Linked DNA regions of Homo sapiens: regions 1 and 2 are each linked to region 3. The links are chromatin contacts, found by Hi-C or POLR2A ChIA-PET in ENCODE. All regions are on one chromosome and are shown on one strand. Each heading gives the region's core, a stretch centred on a gene start or an enhancer-like site at or near the end of the contact. The rest is flanking DNA. Distances are from core to core; before and after follow the strand shown.

What was found. A loop is a pair of places that touch in the nucleus more often than their neighbours do. ChIA-PET counts read pairs that join two places held with the same protein, here RNA polymerase II (POLR2A). Pooled maps may share reads with other maps.
Region 1: a loop to region 3 is called in a map with no recorded cell type, with 7 times the contacts of the local background. The contact joins two enhancer-like sites. A Hi-C loop is called at or near these places in 3 of 37 single-sample maps with no recorded cell type and 3 of 50 pooled maps.
Region 2: a loop to region 3 is called in a map with no recorded cell type, with 4 times the contacts of the local background. The contact joins the promoter of CHST7 here to the enhancer-like site in region 3. A Hi-C loop is called at or near these places in 1 of 37 single-sample maps with no recorded cell type and 2 of 50 pooled maps. POLR2A ChIA-PET finds 5 or more read pairs at or near these places in 1 of 52 experiments (HEK293).

Annotation. Positions count from the first base shown.
Region 1 is chrX:46,708,509-46,712,199 of GRCh38, reverse strand. The region is part of intron 1 of SLC9A7 (solute carrier family 9 member A7); the gene reads left to right. Among named protein-coding and RNA genes, the nearest start is that of SLC9A7, 49 kb to the left of the region's middle. RefSeq lists an enhancer at 1,050-2,249. Within about 2 kb of position 1,684, at least 4 of the 41 ENCODE cell types and tissues checked have a DNase peak (open chromatin) inside an H3K27ac peak, as active enhancers do.
Region 2 is chrX:46,571,969-46,575,613 of GRCh38, reverse strand. CHST7 (carbohydrate sulfotransferase 7) reads right to left here and starts at 1,849. Exons shown (of 2, transcript NM_019886.4): 1 at 191-1,849. The coding sequence starts at 1,682. The coding sequence ends at 222. RefSeq lists silencers at 602-661, 782-831.
Region 3 is chrX:44,897,375-44,901,110 of GRCh38, reverse strand. The region is part of intron 2 of KDM6A (lysine demethylase 6A); the gene reads right to left. Among named protein-coding and RNA genes, the nearest start is that of KDM6A, 26 kb to the right of the region's middle. Within about 2 kb of position 2,355, at least 4 of the 41 ENCODE cell types and tissues checked have a DNase peak (open chromatin) inside an H3K27ac peak, as active enhancers do.

The DNA.
Region 1 (3,691 bases), core at 435-2,934, 1.8 Mb before region 3:
ATAGAAATGCAAATAGACTAACACAGTAACCTGCAAAAAACATAATATGGAGTTAAAAAAGGGAGATGCAGCAAAATTCATTCAGTTAATACAACAGAAAATGCTGCTTGTCCCCCAGTATCTGCTTTCCATTTTTTTCCTCATAATAGACTTTTAGAAGGTTCAATGACCTCCCAGAAAGAAGACTTTATTTTCTTGCCTCTCTTGCAGCCAAATATGATCATATGACCAAGTACTTGGCCAATAGGATATCAGTGGAAGTGTGTGTGTGTGTGTGTGTGTGTGTGTGTGTGTGTGTGTAATTTAGAGGCTGTGCCGTTAAAGGGAGTGCCTTCCCTGGTTGTTTTCTCGTTTCCCTTTGCCTGACACGTGGGCCTGATGGTGAGGGCAACACCCTCTTGGTGGTAGAGCAGGAAGATTAGGGAGGGGTAGTGAGGGAGGAGTAGGGAGCCACCACTTCATCCCAGGAATACTTATGCACTGACTCTTCTGTGAAGGAAAGAGAAACTTGTCTAAGCCACCATTATTTTGGTCTTTGTTCCAGCAGCTACACCTGCTTCCTAATTCTATATGATACTATTTATGTAAGTTAAAATGAGCAAAAGAATATTTATTATGTATCTGCGGACATGTATATTTAGTAAACCTGGACTGGATACAGACTAAAATGAATGACAGTTGCCTCCGAGGTAGAAGGGAAGGAATGGGACCAGGGAAGGAGGAAATACAGCCTACTTCCTCTCTTTACACTAAGCCACAAGGGATTCTCTCTTTTCTGTGTGTCGTGCTCAGTCAACTATGTCAGAGTAGGACAGTCAATTCAATGATGAAGAATCTGTATGTTTGTGATCTTTGTGATTGCTTTATGCCACGCGGTTTTCTGTTGGCTTTTAACAGTGACTTTTACCCCATATGAAGTGATTGGATTAAGAGAAAATAGTGGCTCACCCTTAAAACAAATGTGGAGGACAGAGCCATGGCTGTCATAACAGGAGTGAGCTATGAAATAGACCTGGGAAAACAGATGCTATTGCAGTTTGATGGTAAGGCCTGTGGCACAGGTGTTGCTGGCAGGCTGCAAGAGGCCCCAACAGGGGGCCTTCTCCATTTGCCCAGACTCTAGACAATGCCATTGCTGGCTCAAAAGCTGAAATCGTCAGCAGCCTGGGTGACTGTCTCTTGGGGTCAGGCTCACGTTAATCAGGCTCAGAGAGCCTGAGGCTAAACCAGAGTGCCAATCGATTAATTTATGATAAGAGATTTGGCTGTTGCAGAGCAGAATGTATGTTCAGGCTGAGCAGAGCATTTTTTTTCTGAGTAGGCAAGTAGCAGGGGACCCCAGGTTGTCATCAGAAAGTTGCTTAGAAAGGACAGAGGAAGAACAGAGGCAATTGGTTATGGTATGCTCATAAATAGACTGGAAAAGCCTGATGGGTCCATCTCCTTGCTGGAATAGCCTTGACTCCACCTCTCCCCACTAACAGCCACTGTATCCTTTCCTTTATCAGTGGTTACATGCATGATCTCATCATCTGACTTTTGGAGTCAGCCTTTCTTCTCTCTCTCTCTCTCTTTTTTTTCCCACAGTATTTTTTTCAAACTAGATTCCACAGAATGGACTGGGTTTTCCCTAAACGAATCTCAGGTGCATTCCAGGTGAGTCACATTGCAGTTTGGGGATTCCCAGGCTCTTAAGGGCATACAAACAGCTCATCTGGTTTACTCCCTCAATTTGCCAGTTACATCCAACATATGACAATTTTGCTGGCTAACACTGAGGGAACCTTCATTCTCTTACCTCTAAATCTATGGGGGCCCTCACTGTCCACTTCCCTATTCCAGGTACATTCCATGATGCATTTAGTTGTATTTCTGAATGCGGTTCTTCTTGTCACATGGCAGTCCTTCTGTCTTCCCACTTGTCCCTGCTTTCACTCTGTTTACCTAAATGTGGAAGTGCCTAAGGGGCAGTCCTTGCTCACATAACTTTGGCTCTCTGATGTGTGGCTTTAGAGATCATTTGTGCACAGCTAGCTTCCAGGTCTTTATATTCAGTCCTGAATGTATTCTTACAATACAGTCCTAAAAGTCACTCCTTTTATAAGTAGTTGTTGGACAAGATAATACATATGATAGTACAAAATTCAAAAGTTAGAAGGCAAACTGAAAAACCGGCCTCCCTTTCTCCCTGGAGATAAATGTATTCCATTGTCTTCTCTGGAGACAAATACACTCATCAGTTGAGCCATTTCTGCCTGAATGTGCCATGCTGTATTTAAAATCAGCGTATGTAATAACGCAGTTGGCACTGTTGCTCTAGAGTGCCATCAACACCCACCTAGATGTTGAGGTGCCCTCCCTTCTCACATTGCCTAATGGTTCCCCGGAGAACCTTGAGAACCCCACTGCTATAGTATAAACTAAAAGAATGGCTGCTGGAATTTCCTTACGATGCTTTTTTGCTTTTGTAGAATTCACCTTCAGTTAGCTATGAACTCTCAGAGGATAGCAATTGTTGTATGCTGTTTCTGGCATATCCCCTTTAGTGCTTTACACAGTCTTATACATACAGTAGGGTTTTTTTTTGTTGTTGTTGTTATTTTAGGTAACATTTTTTGAACTTTTTTTGTTAGTTTAGGTAATGGGTGTAGGCATTTGTTTTTAAAAACATCAAAAAAAGTAACTGCTGGCAGAAAATGTAATGAAAAGAAGATGAGCAGCTGCCTGTTGTATTATGTATTATGATAGCTTAGTACCTTTAAATTTTTTTTTCTGAACTTATTTTTATTTTTGAGAACAGAGTCTCACTCTGTCACCCATGCTGGAGTGCAGTGGTGTGATCTCAGCTCACTGCAGCCTTGACCTCCTGGGTTCAAGCAATCCTCCCACTTCAGCCTCCTGAGTAGCTGGGACCACAGGTGCGCACCACCGCAGCAGGCTAATTTTTGTATTTTTTTTTACAGAGACAGAGTTCCACTTTGTTGCCCACGCCGGTCTCGAACTCCTGGGCTCAAGTGATCCTCCTGCCTTAGCCTCCTAAGTAGCTGGGATGACAGGCATGTGTCACCACGAGTTTAGTGCCTTTTTCAGTGGAACTTCTTTCCTTGTTCTCTGATAGTGTACCACTGTCCTACCTCAGCACATCCCACGACACTGCCTGAGCTCCTTTCCTCCTTACCACTTACAACATACTATTTAACGCATTTATCTTATTTTTAAACATCTTTCCCCCTGCTAGAATGTAAGCCCTATGAAGGGAGGGCAGGATTTTTGTCCCTGTTGTTGACTCTTATGTTCCCAGAGCCTAGCATATGGTAAGCTGCTCAACAAATATTTGTTGAATGTATAACCTGGTGAGATACCAATTGTTTATGTTGTCATTGAATTGATTACCATCACCAATCCTAGATTTCTCTTTGTTCTGTCCCCCACTGATACTAGGTATCAGTGCTTTGAGACCAGGAAGACATTTTTCGTTTCTCTGCAAACAAAACCTGTAGTTTGGGGCTGAGTGACTTAGAGGCATGTGGAAGGAAGAAAGAACATAATCAGTGGTGCTAGAACACAACGCCTTGCTTGGGCTCTGCTGTCAGTGCCTGACATATTCTCCAAACAACACTCCCCACTTGTATTTTACTAGCCTAGTTTGAGTACCTCTTTTTTTTTTTTTGAGACGGAGTCTCACTCTGTC
Region 2 (3,645 bases), core at 600-3,099, 1.7 Mb before region 3:
CGCGAGGCTAAGCTGGAGATTCCGATGAATCTACCAAATTCTACGAGCAGGACTTTCCCATCCTCTTGGACCTGATCTGATAGAATGGGATCCAGCATGGTACCCTCCCCCCTACACTTCCCCCTCCCCAGGCCATTCCAGGCTCCCGGAAGACCAGTCCCGGTCCCTGCCTTGCCCCGGGCCACCTTACCCGGATCCGTGCCGGGGACAGGGATGGGAGGCTACGTGGCGCCGTCGGCATCCATCTCCAGCGGCGTCTCCCCTTCCCTGGGCTGCTCCGCGTCGCCCTCCTCTCCGCTGCGAGGGTAGGCGAGCAGACGCATGGCTGGAGCGCAGGCGGCCTCCACCTGGCGCACCTGCTCTCGGCTCAGGCGCTCGCGCCAGGCGTGCACCGCCTCCCGGGCGTCGCGCGCTGACAGGTGGAAGGGCCGGTCGGCGCCGTAGGCCGCGCCGCGAGTCATGTTGAGCGCGAAGGCATCGAGCGCTGCGAGCGCGCGTAGCCCGGAGAAGCGCAGCAGGCGGCGCAGCTGGGCGCGTGGCTGCCGCACCAGGTCCTCATAGCGCAGCCTCAGGTAGCGGCGCCGCAGCCAGGCGGGCGCGCCGCGCGCGAAAAGCAGATCGCGCAGCCAGGCTTCGCAGATCACCTCGAGCGCACCGGTCAGGAAGAAATCGGCGCGCGGCGCGGCGGGCAGCGCGCGAGACTGGCCCCCGGGGCGAGCACCCACGCCGTGCGCCAGCAGCACACGGTGGAAGCGGTCGCCCCTCTGGCGGGTGCGCAGCACCTGGATGCTCTCGCGCAGCAGTCCCTGCCTAGACTTGAGGCGCGAGTTGTGCACCGCCCTCGGGTCGCGGAAAAGCTGCACCACCTTCAGGTTGAGGCCTGGATCACGCAACAGGGGCACCAGCACGCCCAGATCGAGCAGGCGCACGTCCTTGATGACCACCACCGGGTACTTTCGGCACTCGGCCTCCAGGGCGCGTATCGCCACGGGTGGGCAGCTGCGCTCGCAGGCGGTGTCCTCGACGAGGCCCACCTCGGCCCGGGCACGGGGTGCGCCAGGACACAGTGGCGGCGAGCAGATGACCTTGTTAGTCCGCCAGCGGAAGAGGGCGGCCGTGGTAAGATTGGCCGTGTCCGGGGCGCGCGCAGCGGGGTCCCCCGGCGGCGCGTACAGCCGCAGCACGGAGAAGTCGCAGCGGAAGAGCGAACGCAGCATGTCGCGCAGCGCGCCCTGCAAGCTCTCGGCGTCGCCCGGATACAGCGCCTGCCATAGATGCCACATGGGCTCATACAAGTAGAAAACGTCCGGGTGCTGGTTAAAGAGTTCGCCCAGGAAGGACGAGCCGGTGCGCCAGGTGGCATGCACGTAGATGTGCTGCTTCTCGCGAGACACTGCCTCCCCGACAGCGCCGCTGAGGTTGCTTGGGAACCGAGGAGACTGGTTCGCGCCCCCTTCCTCGGCGGCCCGCGCCTCCGCTCCCTGCTCGCGTTCGCCGGCCGCCGCCGCCTCCAGGCTCCACACTCCCAGGCTGCGCTGCAGGCCGGGGCAGTGCTCGGCGCCCTTGTCCCCGTCGCGGCCGCCGTCCAATACGGAGGGGACGAGCAACAGCACCAGCGTGTACAGCACCAACAGCAGCGCGAACTTGCAGTACTCTCGGCGTCGCCGCCGCCGGCCCTTCATCGTTCACCGACCCTCCAGAGCGGGTCGGGCGCCAGTCTTCTCCCGTTCCTCAGAAATCCCGTGCCAGGTCCGCTCCTGTGGCCTCTCCCGGCCCCTCTGCGCCGGGAGGAGCAGAGCCGCGGGGCCGCGCATCCACAAGGGGAAACTTGGAAGGCGGTGGTGCTACTGACGGCGCCCCTGCCCTCTCGGCTTAGCAGCCGGAGAGCCGCCTATTGGCCGGCTTGGCAGCCGCCCGCCCCGCCTTTCTGCCCGCCTGGGTTCGCCCACGGCTCTGCCAGATCTGGGCGGGGCTGTAGCGGGGCTGGGACGCCGGCTTACCCAGCCAGACCCCCACCTTTCCCCAAACCCTCCGTAATGAAGTCTTCATCAATGACTTCAGGCAAAGGAGGGGCCTGTGTGTACAGAATGTACCCAGTAAAGGGCCATAGACCCCACCCGGAGAAGGTCACTGCCTCTTCTGTTTTATGTCCCCTGCCTAGCCATCGCTATCCTAGGCAGATAAACACTCGCCACTATACATCCAGCGCCCCCATCAGCCCTGGAGTGGGTGTTACTGAGTTCCGGACTGAAAGATAGAAGATTGTACGTGGCAGAGCGGTCCAGGGGGGTTGGAGATACTACTGCATCCACGCAGCACATTTCATAAAGTCTAGCCTTTGTGAAATTCTAAGTGTTGTGTTCCTTAGGGTTTCACCAGCTGATGGGCTCTGCACATTTTACCAATACTCTGGGGCCCAGTTTGGTCATTTGTAAAATGTGAATAATTCTTAGTACCCATGTACCTCCTGGGATTGCGAGATTTGGGGGTTGTTACCACAGTATAACCCAGCCTATTCTGACACCTATGAGCAAAAGACATTTACAGAATCAAAGTGGTAGAATGGTGACCTTTCTCAGGAGCTCGGTGTTTAAAAGGACCCGTAAGAAGAAATGTGTACCCAAAGATAGATGAAAAAGAGACAGGAAGTCCAACAGGCAGATGAAGACTAGAGTTACTAAAATTCAAAACAGAACCAAAAAAGATACATTTTGCTCTGTTTCATCAGGCTAATGAATAAGGAAGTGAGAGCTTCCTTTCACCAGCTTGGGGAAGGTGTTGTAAAGTTAATAAAACATAGAAAGCATATCTACTTATCTCCACCAGGGGAAGGTGTTCAAATTGGAAGAGTGAGAACATATGCAATGCTCTCCACTGGTCTTTTTCATCACGGAAGCTACTCCACCTGTGAAACCACTGACTCAAGCATTTCGTTTTCTTTCCACAATTCCCCTCTTCTTCCAGCCAGTTGTTCAAATCTTCCCTATTCTCCAACCTCCACTTTTTGACCACCACCCCCACTTTCTTCTCAATTTTTCATATTCAGCTGAAAGATGCCATACCATTATTTTAATAACACTCCCTCCAATAAGCTAAACTCACGTGCCCTCTGCCTTTTCATTACTCATCTAGCAAAATCCCCCAAACCCTGCTTTTGGCTTTCTCTGTGCCTGCAAACACCACTGCGAAACATTTCTCCACAGGTGTGAGCCAGGCACAGTGGCTCACGCCTGTAATCTCAGCACTTTGGGAGCCCACAGAACAGATCAGCATCAAGATAACCTCATAATCATCAACCTGAAATGGTTGCTGAAATCTTAGGTTCTTCATGTCACTTCCCAGTCTCCAGTTCCATTATGATGATTTCAAACCTTCTCTAGTCTCCTCAGACTTCTGATACCCCTCTTCCCCCACCCACCTCTTCTCAGCACATGACCTTACTGCCTACTTCATAAAGAAACCATGTTAGACGATCTCTCACTTTTCCACTACCAAACTCATATATGCATTGACCTCTGTACACATCTCGTTTATAGCAAGGATATGATTTTGCAATATTAATCTACAACTTTCCCTTCTGTTTTCACTTTTCCCTCCTCTCTGGCTTTTTTAAAAAGCTTTGAGACAGGGTCTGGCTCTGTCACC
Region 3 (3,736 bases), core at 1,106-3,605:
CTGCACCTGGCCGTCCTCATAATTTTAAAAGAATTAAAATTTTAAAAGCTATGCTCTCTGACCAAAATGTAGTGAAATTAGAAATCAGTAACAGGAACAAATTGGAGAAATTCACAAATATATGAAAAACTTTAAACACTCCAAAATAACTAATGGATCAAAGAAAAATGCAGAATATTATTATTAAACATATTACACAGAAAATAAACAAACCATTTCTTTCTTTTTTTGAGACGAAGTCTAGCTCTGTCACCCAGGCTGGAGTGCAGTGACACGATCTCCACCTCCCAGGTTCCGGTGATTCTCCTGCCTCAGCCGCCCGAGTAGCTGGGATTACCGGCTCCTGCCACCACGCCCAGCTAATTTTTGTATTTTTAGTAGAGATGGGGTTTCACTGTGTTGGCCAGGCTGGTCTCAAACTCCTGACCTCATGATCCGCCCGCCTCGGATTCCCAAAGTGCTGCAATTACAAGCGTGAGCCACCACGCCCGGCCAAATCATTTCTTAAATAACAAAACGGCTAAACTTATTTTAAGAGAAACTCCCTATTATTGAAGGGCCTAACAATCTTTTCTCCAGGAAGATTTTTCTCAGAAAAAAAGTCTATAAATTGTACAGGAACAAGTTTAAAAGAACAGAAAAAAGGATAAAATCATAGAATTTTTAGAGCTAGAATGAATTAAAATTGTAGAACTTTACTACATGTACATTGCTGAAATAATAATTATTCCCTGCCTAAGGAAGACTAATGCCTCCTACCTATTAAGTTTTCCCTTGCTTATTCATTTGAAATTCATACAGAAACATATCTGTACGTACCGCCTCTCCTTCCTACTCCTAAAAACTTCTGAATCACTTTGCCTATTTTAAGCATTTTAAGAATTTTGGGGAAAAAATTTTGTTTGGCTGGCCTTAATATGTTGAAAGGAGCAGAATGTTATGTTATACTGGTATATTTGGCATAGGAAACTAAAGAGTAACTGCTGTTTGATGGCAAACCATAACAGTGACATTCTGCTATAATCCAGTTTATCTTTCAGTTTCTTTCTTTGCATGTAAATATCTACTTCCTTTAAAGAATATGACAGAAAGCATTTGATATTCAAAAGTAAGCCTTCTAGTTATTTAAACCATATCCCCGAAATAACAGTTATGGGTCACGCCCTAATAGAAACAGCTTTAAAATGAGGATATGTTGTGATTTTGTCACAAGATTCTCCTAAATTTGACTTATTTTGTTCACGACATAATATCTTTAGACAAAACTTTCATAATTCAAAATTGAATTACTATAAGCCTTCCAGTTCCACCAAAATGGAGTACCATAGCTTCATTCTTCCCAGGTCCTCCCTCTTAACAACTAAAAAACCCTGAACATAATACAACAAACAAGCATAGAAAGTATCTGAAAAGTGGAAAGAAAGCAGCAGATTTCCTAAAGACTTCATAATTTGAGGAGTAATAAGGCAATGAGATCCCTGGGTTTTCGTATTGCCACCCATATTTCCAAGACAGGATGCTGCTTCAGAAGACCCCAATACAGTATCACCAACTGTCACAGAGAAAAAAAAAATTCCAAGAAAAGCCTGTTCCTCCTAGTCAAAAGGCTGGGAAAAGGGTAAGCTTAACAAAGGAAACCCTTCTGGCAAAACCCATCCTACTCCAGCTAAGTACCAAAAGAAAACATATACACACACACCCTCCTCCAGTTTCAGTGGAGCCGGGCATATAGCTAATCTAACACATACACCCCCCACCACAAAGCAGAAGCAGGTAAAAGAGTAAGCTTACCAAAAGAAACCTTTCTGGCAAAACCCATCTTACTTGAGCTAAATACCAATGGAAAACACACACACACACACACACACACACACACACACACACACGCATACACACACACCCTCCCTTCCTCCCCCTCCCTCCACAGTTTCAGTGGAGCCAAGCATACAACTAATCTAAACACACACACACCCCACCACAAAGCAGAAGCAGATAAAAGGGTAAGCTTACCAAAGAAACCTTTCTGGCAAAACCCATCTTACTCAAGCTAAATACCAATGGAAAACAAACAAACACACACACACACACACACACACACACACACACCCTCCCTCTCCCTCCCTCCGCAGTTTCAGTGGAGCCAAGCATACAGCTAATCTAACACCCCCCCACCACCACCACCAAGCAGAAGAAGCAGGTGGTGCTTTGCACCAGGTGGTACTGGAAGGGCAGAGTGGATAAGTGCTCCTACACCCTCCACCCAGCAAAAGCAGGCTGTGGGACTGGAGCCCCTACCAGGGTTGTGTTGGCAAGACAAAACAGGGAATTGATCTTCCATCCCCCACACAGGGGTGCTCCAGTTCCCCTGTTGGGTTAGTGGCAAGCCTAAAAGAGGAGCTGATCTTCCATACTCCACCCAGTAAGAGCAAGCGGTGTTCAGACTCACCCATTTAAGATAGTGTCAGTGGGGTCTAGGGGCAAGCTAGGCTTCCACCACCACCCATTAGCAAGGAGGCTTAATAAAGCTGCGTGAAGCAGTTAGTCACCACTACCTTTCACCACCACTCCACTCCCACCTCCCTCCTGCACACACAGGCCTGGTGTCAACAGGACCCAGCAAGAACCTGAACCTGCACCCCTACCCAGCCATCAACAAGACTGAACAAGGAGATGTGAGTTAGAGTCAGTCAGCTTTCTACTCCCTGCCCCAACCCCTGGTATCAGTGGTAACCAGTGAAGAGCTGAACCTCCACATTCACCCAGTATCAAGGCTAAATGAAGCAGTGTAAGACAGAGTAGCTGACAACCATTTCAGCCATTCTCAAATGCCAGTGGTACCCAGAGGGGGCTGAGCTTCCATTCCCCACCTGGCATCAACTCAGGGGAAGTGGTATGAGGTAAGGAGCTTTTTCTTCACCCTGCAGCATCAGTGCAGTGTGAGATAGCCTCCCTACTTCTCTCTTGCTGAGGCAGCATGGCCCGTCAGAAAGTTCATCTTATACCCCTACTCAGAGGCAACAAGGTGGCATAAAATGGTGCCCAACTTTTGTTAGGAAGATGTGAGGGTAAGGGAGGAATTGAACTTCCATCCCACCAGTCTGCATTAAGGCCATATGACTTAGTGCCCCACTTTTTCCACAGTAATTATCAGCAGGACCCAGCAAGAAGCTGAATGAACACACCCACCTAACCCTTGCACTACACTTCAACAAGGGAACTGCCTAGTATAAAAAAGAATAGGCCAGGTGCTGTGGTGCACACCTGTGACTCCTGCTACTCAAGAGGCTGAAGCAGCGGATTACTTAAGTCCTAGAGTTCAAGACCAACCTGGGCAACAGAGCAAGACCCTATCTCAAAAAAAACAAAAAAACAAAATTAGCCAGGCATGGTGGCACACACCTGTTGTCCTAGTTACTCAGCAGGCCAAGGTAGGAGAATCACTTGAGCCCAGGAGTTTGAGGTTACAGCAAGCTATGATCACATCACTGCACTCCAGTCTGGATGACTGATCACGACCCTGTCTCTTAAAAGAAAAAAGGAACAAGATGCACAGTTCTCAAAATATGTATGATATCCAAAATGTCCAGAGTACAAATGAAAATCTCATGCCATACCAGAAACCAGGAAAGTATATTATGAATGAGGAGAAACAATCAACAGACACAATACTGAGGTAAATCAGATTTTTTAATTACCTGACAAAAATAAAGATTTTAAAGCAGTCAACAAAACGCTT